2 separate regions of the Mus musculus genome follow, and region 1 is linked to region 2. Evidence: chromatin contacts called from ENCODE Hi-C or POLR2A ChIA-PET data. All regions are on one chromosome and are shown on one strand. The core of a region is the stretch at or near the end of the contact, and the rest is flanking DNA. Distances in the headings are between cores, read along the strand shown. Region 1 holds the start of Sart1 (squamous cell carcinoma antigen recognized by T cells 1). Region 2 holds the start of Ccdc85b (coiled-coil domain containing 85B).

Region 1 (6,732 bases), core at 3,592-6,091, 69 kb before region 2:
CTCTTGAGAAGCCATGGAACTCCAGATTTCTTAGCAAACACCATCTGCCCCAGCTGCTGCCCCACAGGCAAACCTGTGCCAAATCGTCCACACTCTCATCTTCCGCATAGGGCAGGTAGTCAGGCTTCTTTTTCCGAAGCTCCACGTTCTTGTCCGCCCGCTCCTTGTCCACCATGTTCACATTCACCAGCACGTCCTCCCCGTCCTGCAGTACCCCTGAGACGGCAGAGCAGAGCCAGCAGTCACCACCTGTCACAGCTCAACAGCGTCTAGACCCACACAGAGTAACCAGCCCAGCTCACCTTTGTCCTTGAGGGTGAGGACCACAGTCTCCCCTTCTCGAAAAGAATCGATGGCATGTTCCACAGTGAGGCCTTGCAGGTCCCGGGCACTGTACAGGTCCTACAGAGAGAGCTACCCAAGTCAGAAGCCAGAAGCCACTCAACTCTGGGATGCCCATAATTGAGATAGTGTCTACCAGATAAAGTCTCTGGAAGCTGGAACTCACCTGTCGCCTCTGCTCAAACTCCTCCTCCACTAAAGTGCTCACACCAAACTCTTGGTCCATCTCCTCTAGTAGCTTAGCCTGTGGCCAAAGAAAGCATGGACAGTGACCTCATCATCAGTGCCCCAAAACCCCCAGGATGCTCCCACTTGGCTACACAAAAGGACAAGTGGGCAGTGAACATGGAGAACCCACATGCCCCTGAGCACAGACCACCCTGGCAACTGCCCTACACTGCCAGGTGCTCTCACCCGCTTCTCTGCCAGGTCCTTCTCTTTCTGTAGCTGCCGGCTCCTCTCTATCCAGGCTGCAGTATCATCCAGCCAGGGGTCATCCTCCCCCAGTGTCTTTATTTTCCTGAGGAGGAAGACACTTAGGAGGGAACCCAGATGTGTTCTCCCAGCCCAACCCAGGAATTGGGAAGCAAGCCTCTGTCCTTGGCCAAGAAACCCTCACCCCAATTTTTGGTTCAGCAAGCGTTTTTCCTTGGCAGCTGCCAGCTTCTCCCGCAGTTCTTCCCGCTGTCGCAAGGCCATGGGGTTGATAACATCGGCTGCCACGGGCTCCTCCTTGGTGCCCGCCTCTGGAAGGGGGGCCCAGACGTGAGGCTATGCTTGCCCATGGCTGGTGGGGAGAGGAGGGAGCCACTCACCCTGCTCCTTCCAGCTGAGAGGGCCAGAAGGGGCCAGGAGAGGGGAAAGAATCCTTTCACCTCCCTGTTTCTACCTCATCCCCCCCACTTTTTTTATCACTCCACACAGTATGACAAGAATCCTCCCTCTATGCCGTACAGAGCTTCTCAGATCACGTGGGGGGATTCCCCCCATTTTCTGGCATGTATGTTTGTTTAAAAAACACAAATTAACACCACTCAGACAGATTACAGCAACTGTGCATATATATCCCTTAGTCTGTCTACAGTCGGGATGCAGGACCCAGAGAAAGCACCTCCCAGATTCCCACTGAAATATAAATGGGAGTCTTGGTCCTCTGACAAAATATACATAAATGTGCATAAGTGGTGCTGCCTCTGCCTGCTAAGACCCACTGTCTCCCTCAGAAGCCCACTCAGCCCTCTCCTCCGCCTTGCACTCACCTTTCTTAACAGCATTGACCTCCAAGGGCTTCAGCCCCAACTTTGCTCGGAGTTTACTGAAGACAAGAGATAGAAGTATTAGGGTCTGAGAAGTGGGGCTTCAAGTGCATTAGTGGATAGGCAGGAGGGGAGAACAAGGTGAGACCTGGCAGTCCTGAGGACACCAGGCACAGGCCCTCATCCACATCAGGGGATCCTCCTTCCTCCTGGTTCTTAGCGCTCCTCTGGTTGGCTACCTGACTCATCTGGCCCTTCCAACTGGCTCCACCCATGATGAAAAGCTTTCTGCAGGCTGCCCTAGGTGCACCCTGTCTCTGAGGAAAGCAGACTCTAAGGAGCTGGCACTTACTTGGTCTCCTCAATGCTGAGGGATGAGGCATCGCCAGAGCTGGCTTTGGAGCTGGCAGCTAGAACAATAAGGAGAACGGCTTAAGGGACCCATGAACCAGGACCAGGAAGCAACACTGCTGGTCCAGCCGCAAGGTCAAAGACAAGGGCCCCTCACCAGCACCTGGGTAAAGGACAGGAGCTTTTCCCGAGCTCCCTGACAGCTCCTACCCAGGCCCTGGGCTGGCAGGACTGCCTCTTCCAATACCTTCCCTTCTCACCCAACAGCCCAACTTTCTGCATCCCTCACTGTGGCACTCCATATTGTACCTTCAGCCTCCACTGTCCTTTCTGCTCTTGTTATGATAAAATTCTTTTTTTTTTTTTTTTTAATTTTTATTTTTTTTAAATTTATTTATTTTTATTATATGTAAGTACACTGTAGTTGTCTTCAGACACTCCAGAAGAGGGAGTCAGATCTCATTACGGATGGTTGTGAGCCACCATGTGGTTGCTGGGATTTGAACTTCAGACCTTCGGAAGAACAGTCGGGTGCTCTTACCCACTGAGCCATCTCACCAGCCCCGATAAAATTCTATCAAGAATCAAGAGCCGGGCAGTGGGCTGGGCACGCCTTTAATCCCAGCACTTGGGAGGCAGACGCAGGTGGACTTCTGAGTTCGAACCACCATGAAGCCCTGTTCAATTACTAACCAGAGTTAAGGCTCTGCCTTCAACTGCACAGCACTGCTCACCATTTCTGGCCCTTTCTGCCCACAGCAGTGTTCCACGCCCGATGTATACACGTGCCCTTCCCCCAGCCTTGAGCAGGCTACAGTAACGACCCAGACCCAGGTGGAGTCAACTTCCCACAGGAGCAGACTGCCCACTGAGCTCACTTTGCAGCTCAGTCCAGCAGAAACAAATCTGCGGGCTCTCCCTATATAAATGCAGGGCTGACTATTGAACTTTGAGCCGTGCAGAAACGTTTGTCTTGGCTTCATCCTTCTCTCGCACCCAGTCCTTTTCATTTCCAGCCCCCCTTTCAGGGTAACCCAGCTCATCCATGGCTGCTGAACAGGTACATGTACATAAACAAGAACATAAATAAGCAGGCATGCACCCTGGACCTGCTCTACCCATCCCACAAACAGAAGAGAACTTCAACAAACACCATACAGAGGAAGATGCATCAAATTTAGCTCCCCCAACCAGGCCCTACCAGGAGGGCATCTTCTCAAAAATCTCTGCCGTATTCAACCACTGCAGTCACTCTCTTCTTTAACCCAACAGTCCCTTTCTCTGCCTTGGCACCACTCCACTTTCTGTGGGAACTGTCAAGTCCCAAGTCTCCCTTTTTCCAACTAGCAGATTACTTTCAAGAAAATTTCTGATCTGGAGACTGGAGAGATGTCTCAGGGGATAAGAGCACTTGCTGTTCTTACAGAGGACCCAAATTTGGTTCTCAGAATCCATATGGCAACTCACAGCCATCTAATTCAGTTCCAGGGGATCCGATGCCTTCTTCTGACCTCTGCTGGCACGGGCACATGAGGGTAAAATACTCAAATGCATTAACATAAAAACAATCCTTTGTTTAAAAGATTAATGTCCTGTGGTGGATCACACTTCAGCAATGCTCTCTTTGCATAGATCCTATGGGCAGACTGTGGGTTCCTGCCACTGGCTACTATTTATGCTCCTCAACATGTTCCTCTGCCCACAACTGAACTACTGGAATTTAGCAGGTTCTATGCCTGACTCTCGTTCTCATTCCACATGTTCTAAGGCACTTCTTTGGTTTCCTGAATACACACCAGCCCAAAGTCACTCTATCTCACTTAAACTGTAAGGTTTCCCATATACACCAAACATAAAGTTCTCCCAAAACTGTGTCATTCTCCCCTGCCTCAAATCTGCTTCTCTTCTAAACTCAGTTCCAACAGATGACACCTCCATTCACCAGGCCAATCAGACCGAATTCCTATTCAATCTGTCCACTTCTCTCCGGCCCGCTGCATAGAGAAACATGCATACTATTAGCCCTCACCTGGTTGCTTGGACCTCCCTCCCGATCTCTTGATCTCTGGTCCTACGTTTGACAAGCTCTCAACCCACTGATCTTCATAAAATATCATGCAATTCAAGTCACTTGCTTACTCAAATCCTTGGCTCCCTACCATCCTCATAACAAAGCCCAAACTTCTCAACAGGGCTTACAGCGCTGGTTCAGACCCAAGCCTATCTTACTGCTTCATGTCTCCGCTATGAGCTATTGGTCGATTGTCTGTACACGCTCGTCCCACCTCATTCACCCACCCAATGCATTGCTGTGAAGTGCCAGGAAGACAGGGAAGGCAGGAAGACTCCTGTCTTCTTAAAGCTTAACGTGGAGACGTCAACGTTTAACCCCAAACACCCGGAGGACGTCTTTAACCCGAGAGGCAGATGGCCCTCGAGGTCCTCCCGTACCCTCCGTCCTGGGCATCCCAAGACCCTGCCCCGCCCCCGGGCCCCGCCCTCACCGGCCTCGTAGCCGTCATCGCGTTTCTCCCGCTTCACGCGCCGCTCCGAGGGCTCCGCTTGGCTTCGTTCGCGACCGTGCGCGCCGCTGCGGGCCTCGGCTTCCGCCCCACGCCGCCCGCTCCCGCGCTCACTCCCACGCTCCCGGCTCCGCTTCCGTCGTTCGCCGCCGCTGCTGCCGCCGCCGCTGCTCCGGTGCTTGTGTTTCTTATGCTCGCGATGCCGTGGCGGCTGCTCGGTCGTGCCCCCAGTCCCGGCCGCAGCCGTCGTCCCGGCCGCCTCCTTCTCGCCACGGTGCTTCTTTGACGACCCCATGATTATTGCGTCCGCCTGGAGCCGGGCCGCTACCCTAGCCCAGACGACGCGAAATGGGAACGCTTCCGGGTCGCGCGACCGCCCCGTTCCTGTTGCCGGAAACTAAGAGGGGCTGTTTCCGGGGCCTGCCTGGGAACCTCCAAAGGCTCACGGGAGGGACTGATTGAGGGTGCGCGGTCCCGCCTGCCAGCTACTGGTCTCTGCGCACGCGCACCTGTAGAGACTGCGCCGTCCACCCTCTCGCGCCATCTAAGATGGTAGTCGTAGAGCCGTAAGAACTTTAGCATGGTACTGGGTCATCATCTCCGGAGCTAGAAGTTTCCCCTGCCTCCTTCCCCTTCCACTCTGATCGCTTCGTGGTGCTCTGTGCCTCAAGTCTCTCTGTGGGCAGCCCCCTCTCCAGTGACTGTCCAAGCAAGCTCCCTAGTGCCGGGGCTCCATCCAGAGTTGGAAAATACTCTTTCTTTTAGCGAACGCTACCGTCATCCTATGTCCCCTAGACTGATGGATTGGACCGTTTTATTATTATTTTTTAGACAGGGGTTTTCTCTGTCCTGGAACTCACTCTGTAGACCAGGCTGGCCTCGAACTCAGAAATCCGCCTGCCTCTGCCTCCCAGGTGCTGGGATTAAAGGCGTGCGCCACCACCGCCCAGCTGGATTGGACCTTTTTAACTAGGCTTTGGAGTGCTCTTTGAATTTGTGCCTATAAACCTGGTGATACTGAGTGATGGTTTGTTTCTAGTTTTCTTTTTTTGTAAAGGTAGGTCTAGTACTTGTTACTTACCCCTGGCTGTCTTCAAACCCACCACAGTCCCTCTGTCAGCCTCTCGTGTGCATGGCCACTCCAGGCTTGAGTGCAAATTCGGCACATTTGTGCATGTATATGCTTTCCCTCCTTTTTTTGTTTTTCCCGTTCTGTCTAGCCTGTTAACTATGTAGCCCAGGCTGGGATTACATGCTTTTCTCGACTTTTCCTGGGTTTCTGTTTGTTTGATTGTTTGTTTAGTTTGGTTGCTTTGTTTTGGGTTGAGTAAAGGGTTAAGGGTTTAAGTTAAGGGTTCACACACTCCCATCTGATAGTCGTTGCTCCTCTCTGGACTTCCGGTGTAGCACCTCGCTGGTGTGGTTTGGTGTGGGGGATGGGCACCTTTGAAGGTCCACCCCGAGACTGAGCGCCTTCAGAGGCAGGGTCCTGTTCACTAAGATTTCTAGGTCCCCTGGCATGTTGGGGAAAGCATGGCAAAGTCTCAGCGGATTCCTTTCCGGTGCCCCACGCCTCAGTAGAGAGACGGCTTGTTGAGAATGAGGTGTAGCCTGGGTTTCCAGGGCGTGGGGGAAACAGCTCAACCTCTGCCACCCACTTCCGCTACCTATCTCCGACCCACAGCCAACTCCCCTCAGAAGTCTCACACTGTACTTGGCCATAAAGCGTTTAATTTTTCTCTCGGGGACTGTAGTCTGGGTCCAGGGTTGGGGAGGGGCGTCTTCCAGGCTGGCTGCTGGTTGGCTCTGTTTTGGGGGGGCTCTGAGAAGAGGGCTCCATTTCTGCTCTAAGTGATCGGTTGCTCCTTAAAGACACAGATGGAGACCAGTGGGCTCCACAGCACCCTCTTCCATGCCCAGTGCAGCCTTTTACCCTGTGATCTAAATCTAAGTCCTATACTTAGTTGCTGTGTAACCCTGAAAAGTGACACCCCCTCCTGCAGTCTCAGTTGTTTGGGGGTTGGTTTTACTGTGAAGTGAATCTTACAATCCCTTCTCTGTACCAGGTTCCTCACTCTAAGGTGTAAGGGACAGTCTGAAGGGTGACAGAGTGGCACCAGCTGCTTGGCTTATCTTGCTTAGAGTCCTAGACTAGCTTTACTGTGTATTTGTTCCTTTGTCCTCAAGTAAGGTCCTACTCTGGTCTCAGTGGAAGGTGGGGACAATAGCCCTGGGTGACATGGAGAACACTAGGCGGGTAC
Region 2 (6,946 bases), core at 2,510-5,009:
AAAAGCAGAAAAAGGAATCTACGAAAGGGCTGGTGAAGGGGTGTAACTCAGTGGTAGAGCATTTGCCGAGCTAGCATGTACCAAGCCATGGGTTTGATCCCTAGCACTAAGCAAAAGAAAAGTCCTACAAAGGGCTTTGTTGGCATAGTAGATTGATTCCCAGTAGCTTTTGGCACTCAAGAGCACCTTCTACAATTCACAGCTCCTGGGGGAAGAAATCCCATCTTCCACAGATGAGGAGGCTGAGAGTCCTGTGAAAAGAGATAATCATGTCTCATACACTCAGGAGAGAAGGCTACTTCTGCCTGAGAAATGAAAAGGCTTCCTGGGGTCCCAACATCTTAGTCCAGTCCTAAGATGCGGAAGGGAGGAAGATCAAAGTTTACAGAGAGGGAAAGCATTTCAGGAAAGAAACCAGCAGTAAAGCTAGGTGTGTGTGAGCTGGAAATGTCACCAATGAGATGACAAGCGTCCGGTACAGAGAAGCAACTGTGGAGTGTTGGGTGGTGGCACCTAGACTACAGACTGAAGGAAAGCTGGATGACCAGCTCAGGGCAGCTGGTGGCTCAGAGTCAGCCTCATTGTCTCCCTTCTTCTATCCCAACCTAGATCAGCCCAGAGGAGGAAGAGCGCCGCAGGGTGAGACGCGAGCGGAACAAGCTAGCAGCTGCTAAGTGCAGAAACCGAAGAAAGGAGCTGACAGACTTCCTGCAGGCGGTGAGCATCATCCCCAGGCCCGGACCCACAGAGCCCCAAGAGGGGTCTCGGCTCCCAAGAACACAAAAGACCCAAAATTACTCCTCAGGACTCTGTCATCCTCCCTGCCTGTGGGGAAGTCCTGGAAAAAGGATAAGGGAAAGTGGCTTAAATATTGTTTGTCGGGCTTCGAGGCAGAGTCGAAGATGGTAGGCAGCAATTCTCCTAAGATGCCCCCGTCTGATGGGAGTCATGGCCATTTTCTCCCAGAGGCTCACGGGAGGGAGTTGCAGTCCAGACTTGTTGGGGATGACAGGCACAGTCCCTACTCCAGCCTGAGGCTTGGGGATCTTTAGCCTTCATTTTCCTATCTTTCTGCTAATCCTGTAAAGGAGACCGACAAATTGGAGGATGAGAAATCGGGGCTGCAGCGAGAGATTGAAGAGCTGCAGAAGCAGAAGGAACGCCTTGAGCTGGTGCTGGAAGCCCATCGCCCCATCTGCAAAATCCCAGAAGGAGACAAGAAGGACCCAGGTGGTTCTGGCAGCACCAGCGGTGCTAGCAGCCCACCAGCCCCCGGCCGCCCAGTGCCTTGCATCTCCCTTTCTCCAGGACCCGTACTTGAACCGGAAGCACTGCATACCCCCACGCTCATGACCACACCCTCTCTGACTCCTTTTACTCCGAGTCTGGTTTTCACCTATCCTAGCACACCAGAACCTTGCTCCTCCGCTCACCGAAAGAGTAGCAGCAGCAGTGGCGACCCCTCCTCCGACCCCCTGGGCTCTCCTACACTCCTGGCTTTGTGAGGCACCCAGCCACATCCCTTGCTGGTGCTACTCCAAGCCATCCCCTTTCTCCCATTGATCCAGCAGGCCTGGACCATACCCTTGCCCCAAACCAGCAGATCTTTTATCTCTTCCGACTAGAACAAACACATTATGCTTTGATGTAGAGCCAGCTTGGAGGGGATCCCCAAAGCTGCTCACTGTTTTTCTAGAGCTGGCCTATCATAATTTGCACAAAATTAGAGGAAAATATGTTCCCTCTGCCAGAGAACGCCTGGCAGCCCAGACTTTGTAGATCCCCAGGGGTCCTTTGACACCCTTACCCCTTGCAGACCACTTTCCCACACCACGTCACTTTCTTCATGTTATCCAGCCTACTCTACACCTAGACAGAAGGTGCCCTTTGACTAGCCTAGAACACTAACTCACACAGCATCAACAGCCAGCAGCACCGGACATCCTGCAGGCTCCTCCTGAATGGCACAACGCAGGAGGCGCCAGGGGCTTCTGTGAGGAGCGGAGCTGCACTCCCTAGCTCTGAGAAGCGCTTAGCTTCAGGGTATCCGAGCCTCCACCGCAAGGGCAGCTGCTATTTATTTTCCTAAAGAGACTATTTTTATACAAACCTTCCAAAATGGAATAAAAGGCTTGAAGCTCTAGTCTGGGTTGTCATGTTGGATCCAGAGGCTAAAGGAGACCATTTGGAACAGGAGTTCCAGGTTCCAGTCTCAGCATTGACCTTGAAGAAACTACCATATGTTTTTGGACTTCCATATTCTCACCTGAAGAATGGGGCGACCCTCTGCTCTTCCTTGTCTCCTATACTGAGAGACTAAGAATGCTCTGGAGTGCAAGCAAAGAAGATTATCAATTATTTTCCCCATGGGAACCCACACTGCTCCTGTCTTAAGGACTGGGGGGGGGGCAGGGAAGGCCGGTGGTATATCCTTCCACCATCCATGCAGGCGGTTCAGTGGGCTTTAGGCCCCCAACACCTGCTTCCTGTCCCATTGTTTTAGACAGGAAGGAGCCTGGAAGGGAGCTGGAGCCACTACAGCGGCCGGATTTCAGCCTGTCTTGGCGCCCATCGGGGGAGTTAGTGGTCTACCACCGTCTCAAATCCCACCCCAATCCCAGGTAATAGGGAGTCAGCCCTAGCTCTGCAGTTCCTCCGGATGAGAACTGCACTGCATCTCTGGGTTTACGCCCTCTTCCCAACCCCGGCGAGTTCTAGACACAAGCTGGCCAGGCTTCGGGCTCTGCTTCCTTCCCAGTTTATTAGTCCCCACCCAACCACACAGCAAGTCCCTCCACTTCAGCCTCCATTTCCCCTGCTGCTCTGCCAGCAAGAGCAAGGAGCCCTCCTCAGTGCCAGGGCTTTTCCAGTCCATTCCAGCGCCCTGGTGCTCAGCCGAAGCTACGACCAGGTCTGGAGGTCCACAGCATTCCCCGAGCTCAGGGAGCAATCCAGGCAGGCATTGGCGTGGAAAATGCGGCGCCCTCAGTCATCAGGGGAGCAGGCTAGGGGCAACTGATCCGGGCTGCCCACACTGCCAGTGCTGGAACTTCCATCGCCTAGGTCGCGGGGCCCGCACGGTGGCAGGGCGAGCTCGGGTGTGGGCCCAGCACCTGAGCCCACTGCGCCGCCGGGGCCACCGCGGGGGCCCCACTCTTCGCCCAGTGCTAAGCAAAGCTCCTTAAGGGCCAGATTTTCCCGCAGCAGCTCCTCCTGGCGGCCTTCCAGCTCCGCTAGCTTCTGCCAACAGCCACCCAGGTCCTCGCGCACCGCCCGGGATGCTTGGGTCCCAAAGAGCTGCCACTGGCGCGCCGCACGCCGTCCTCGTTGGCGCTCCGAGTCCAGAAAGCAGCAGAGGTCGCGCAGCTCCCGGTTCTCCGCCTGCAGGCGCCGGTTGAGCTGTTTGAGCTCACGGATCTCGCCCAGGTGACCCTGCAGCTGCCGATTCACCTCCTGCATCAGGCGGCCGCGCTGCACTAGCGCTGCCAGGCGCGCCGCCTCCTCCCGCCGCAGGCGCCGCACCAGCTCCTCCTTACCCAGCGCCGCCATCTCCTCGTCCGTCAGCTCCTCCAGGCCGCCTGCTTCGGCCTCCATAGTTGATCAGGCAGCTGCAGCATCGCCCGCCCACGGCCGAGGCTCTGGAGCCCCTCCTCGGGCCGGTTGCCTCTCAGGCTCCGACCCGGGCTCTGGCTCCGAGGACCGTAGGCAGTGGAAGAGGCAGCGTAGGCTGCAGCAGCTACCCTGGGGTGGGCACGAGGCAGGGCGCGCGCCGGGGCGGGGCCTCGTGATGTTGCCCAAGAACAGCCAATCCAGAAAGTCTCCCAGGAAGGGGCGGAGCCTAAGCCTGTAGCTCTCTTTTCTCGCCCACTCCGGACCTGGGTGTCACGACCCTCAAACAGTAGAGACCTTCTCTCTCCTTTCCTTCTATGGTCATCTCAGCGGGACTTGAAGGCGTTACAGGACTCCATGTTCCAAAATCCCTCGAGCACTTTTTGAGAAATGATATTCAGGTGTCTGCCTTTGACTCCTTCCCACTCCGCAACAGAAGCTAAACAGATGGCTTACCAGGCTCTTCTTCCTTTCCGAGAACTATGAAGCATCACTCCCTCGCAGCTACTCCGAATCTAGAGTCAAAGGTCCTGGCCCATTCCCAACCCTCCCTCCCTTCCTCCCAGGGACCGTTTCCTGCCTGCAGGATGGGCCATCCAAAGGATTTGTTTGTTTAATAAACCTTTGTTGTGTGAAAGGTCCGTGTAGAAATACGCTTAACAATAATCCTGTACTTGATCAAAAAGGTCAAAATCTGACAGAAGAAGCCAAGGCTACACAGAGAAACCCTGTCTTGCAGAGAGAGAGAGCGAGAGCGAGAGAGCGAGAGAGAGAGAGAGAGAGAGAGAGAGAATCTTTTGGGGAAGAGAGAGAGGGCAGGCACAGAAGCTCACGTTGAGCATATGGCTCAATGACAACGCACTTACCTAGCATGTGGAAGGCCCTGGTTTATTCTTGGACCATAAAAAAAGGATGTGATACAGAAGTAGTCTCTGAGATCCCCAAAATATTTCCCAAAGAGGAAATACCTGAGGGGCCATTAAAGATGCATAAGATGCCAGCAGGGAGTTCCAGGACAGATAGGACTATGTAGAGAGACCCTGTCATCAAAACACAAAATACAAGACTGCCAAGAGAGAAAGAGTATGTGAAAGAAGCAAGAAGTGTGGGAAGAGTCACTGCTGCCCTGGAGAGTCTAGCTCCTTTAGGATTAAGCGAGGCTAGTTCTGAGAGTCTGGTAAGCGTGGGTATATGGGAAGTGGTAAGATGAGGAGGCTTTGAAGAGCAGGGTATATTGGTGGCTCCTATCCTGCAATCCCAGTGCTTGAGAGGTTGAAGTTGGAAAGGGAAGTAGACTTCAATGGCGGATAGATGTCGAGTTCTTAAGGACCTGCAGTTCTGGGCTAGAGGCTTGACAAAGGCCAGGTAGAATTTTAAAGAGGGAAATAACATTTCAAAATGTTTTGAGACAGGGTATGTAATCCTGGAGAGCCTGAAAGTAGACCAGGTTGGCCTCCAATTCACGGAGATTCTCTGGCCTCTGTGTAGGAATTACAAGCATGAACCACCACAGTCAAGAAAATATACATTTTAAAAAGACTTTTCTGAAGCCAGTTGTGTTGGTATTTGCCAGTAATCCCAGCACTTGGAAGGGAGCTGCAGGAGCCTCAGGAATTCAAGGTCATCCTCCCCACAGCAAATTCAAGACCTGATCTGTAGGAGACTTTGTCCCCAACTCTGTCCCCGCCAAAGAAGTCTCCACGTGTGCTGTGTGGGGTGGATTCTGGTGGCAGAGTGCACTGTAGATGAATAACACTGTGTCAGTGAACAGAGAGCTGTGCAGAACTAGGCTGGCACTGAGTCAGTGGGGCGGGGAGTAAGCCGCAGAGAGAGGCACTCAGCAGGCACATCAACAGCTCTGAATGCCTGAAGAGAGAAATTTGGGAGATAGCCCAGGTTTCTAGAACGAGATGGGTGCTGAGGCTGCCACGGAGATAAGAGTACAGGGAAACAGACTGGAGCTGAGAGGGATCTGTCTAGAAACCCTAAAATGTGCTCCGCCTAGGGACCAGAAGTGGAGTGGGAGACCTGGTCTTATAAACCAGGACCTCCTCCAGGACCTCCTCCCCCTGTCTCTAGGTAGCAACCCGCAAGTGCACTGAGATGAACTGGCTTTTGTAGAACTCATTTTCCCCCATTTTTCGAGACAGGATTTCTCTGTGTAGCCCTGGCTGTCCTGAAACTCACTCTGTAGACCAGGCTAACCTCCAATTCAGATATCTGCCTGCCTTCCAAGTGCTGGGATTAAAGGTTATACAGGGTTAATTTTATTAGTAATTATAGCCAGTAAGCTATATTTATGTATTATACAACAGTGCATACATATGTAGAGATCAGGTGATAAGGACTAGGTATACTGGTGGTTCCTATCCTGTAATCTCAATGCTTGGGAGGTTGAAGATCAAAGACTGCTGCCAATTTAGACTAGCCTGGACTACAAAGTAAGACCTTGTCTTAACAAACAAACAAAACAAAACCTGGAGCTGGTTCTTTCCTTACACAGTATGGGTGCAGGAGAACGAACTCAGGCTTGGTGGCTCCTGTGTAAATCTTTTACTGCCTCATGAAAAGACAAAGAAGACAGCCTTACTAGATGGGTGCCCCTGCAGATACCTACTTCCAGGCAGAGCTCTGAAAGACTTTAAGTGAAGTCACTAGCTTGTGTGTGGGTGTAGTATGTGGTGAAAAACTGGGGCTGGAGAGAAAGCTAAGTGGTTACAAGCAAGGAACCACAACCATATGTGCAACTAACTCATATTTGCCTGTAAATTTAACTCCAGGGGACCTGATACCTCAGGTCTCAAAGAACATTTGCACTCACACGTACACACCCTCTCCCCACATACACATTATTCAAAACAATAAAAATAAATACACTCCGGGAACAAGAAAAATGGTCATCTGTCTGTCTTATGGACAATGGAAGTAAGGGCCACATACACCTAGCAATCGCTACGATAGAACCTTGGAAACATTCTAATTTAGGATACAGGTCAAAACTGGGAGGCTCTGAGAAAACTGAGAAGATGGGAGTGACAGAAGGGGTTAACGGGAGAATCTGCAAGACAGGGTAGACTGAGAGAAGACTATCCCGACATCTTCCGAAAAACCGTTCACAGAGCTGAGCGGTGTCTCACTAGCTCCGTCCCGGAAGTGGTCCTTCATCAGCTCCGGGTGCCCGGAGCAAAATCTCCGAACTCCCGGAAGTCGCTCTGCGGCTACTCGCCCGGCCGGGGCCCGTACAAGCTCCAGCTTCGGGCGAACCCGGCCCGGGCATCGTCATGACCAGCGAACTAGACATTTTCGTGGGGAACACGACCCTTATAGATGAAGACGT

What was found. Hi-C counts contacts between places; a loop is a spot of excess contacts on that map. ChIA-PET counts read pairs that join two places held with the same protein, here RNA polymerase II (POLR2A).
Region 1: POLR2A ChIA-PET joins it to region 2 with 58 read pairs in Patski. The contact joins the promoter of Sart1 here to the promoter of Ccdc85b in region 2. A Hi-C loop is called at or near these places in 1 of 37 maps with a recorded cell type or tissue (T-helper 17 cell). POLR2A ChIA-PET finds 5 or more read pairs at or near these places in 3 of 5 experiments (Patski and embryonic stem cell).

Annotation. Positions count from the first base shown.
Region 1 is chr19:5,383,862-5,390,593 of GRCm38, forward strand. Sart1 (squamous cell carcinoma antigen recognized by T cells 1) reads right to left here and starts at 4,842. Exons shown (of 20, transcript NM_016882.3): 1 at 4,454-4,842; 2 at 1,951-2,008; 3 at 1,602-1,657; 4 at 962-1,088; 5 at 757-862; 6 at 509-586; 7 at 303-402; 8 at 74-216. The coding sequence starts at 4,766. It overlaps D330050I16Rik (RIKEN cDNA D330050I16 gene), which reads left to right and starts at 4,475. Exons shown (of 1, transcript NR_033224.1): 1 at 4,475-6,208. Tsga10ip (testis specific 10 interacting protein) reads right to left here. Exons shown (of 8, transcript NM_001373978.1): 8 at 6,186-6,336. The coding sequence ends at 6,201.
Region 2 is chr19:5,453,804-5,460,749 of GRCm38, forward strand. It overlaps Ccdc85b (coiled-coil domain containing 85B), which reads right to left and starts at 3,760. Exons shown (of 1, transcript NM_198616.4): 1 at 1-3,760. The coding sequence starts at 3,594. The coding sequence ends at 2,986. It overlaps Fosl1 (fos-like antigen 1), which reads left to right. Exons shown (of 4, transcript NM_010235.2): 3 at 610-717; 4 at 1,089-2,135. The coding sequence ends at 1,505. Fibp (fibroblast growth factor (acidic) intracellular binding protein) reads left to right here and starts at 6,804. Exons shown (of 10, transcript NM_021438.4): 1 at 6,804-6,946. The coding sequence starts at 6,891.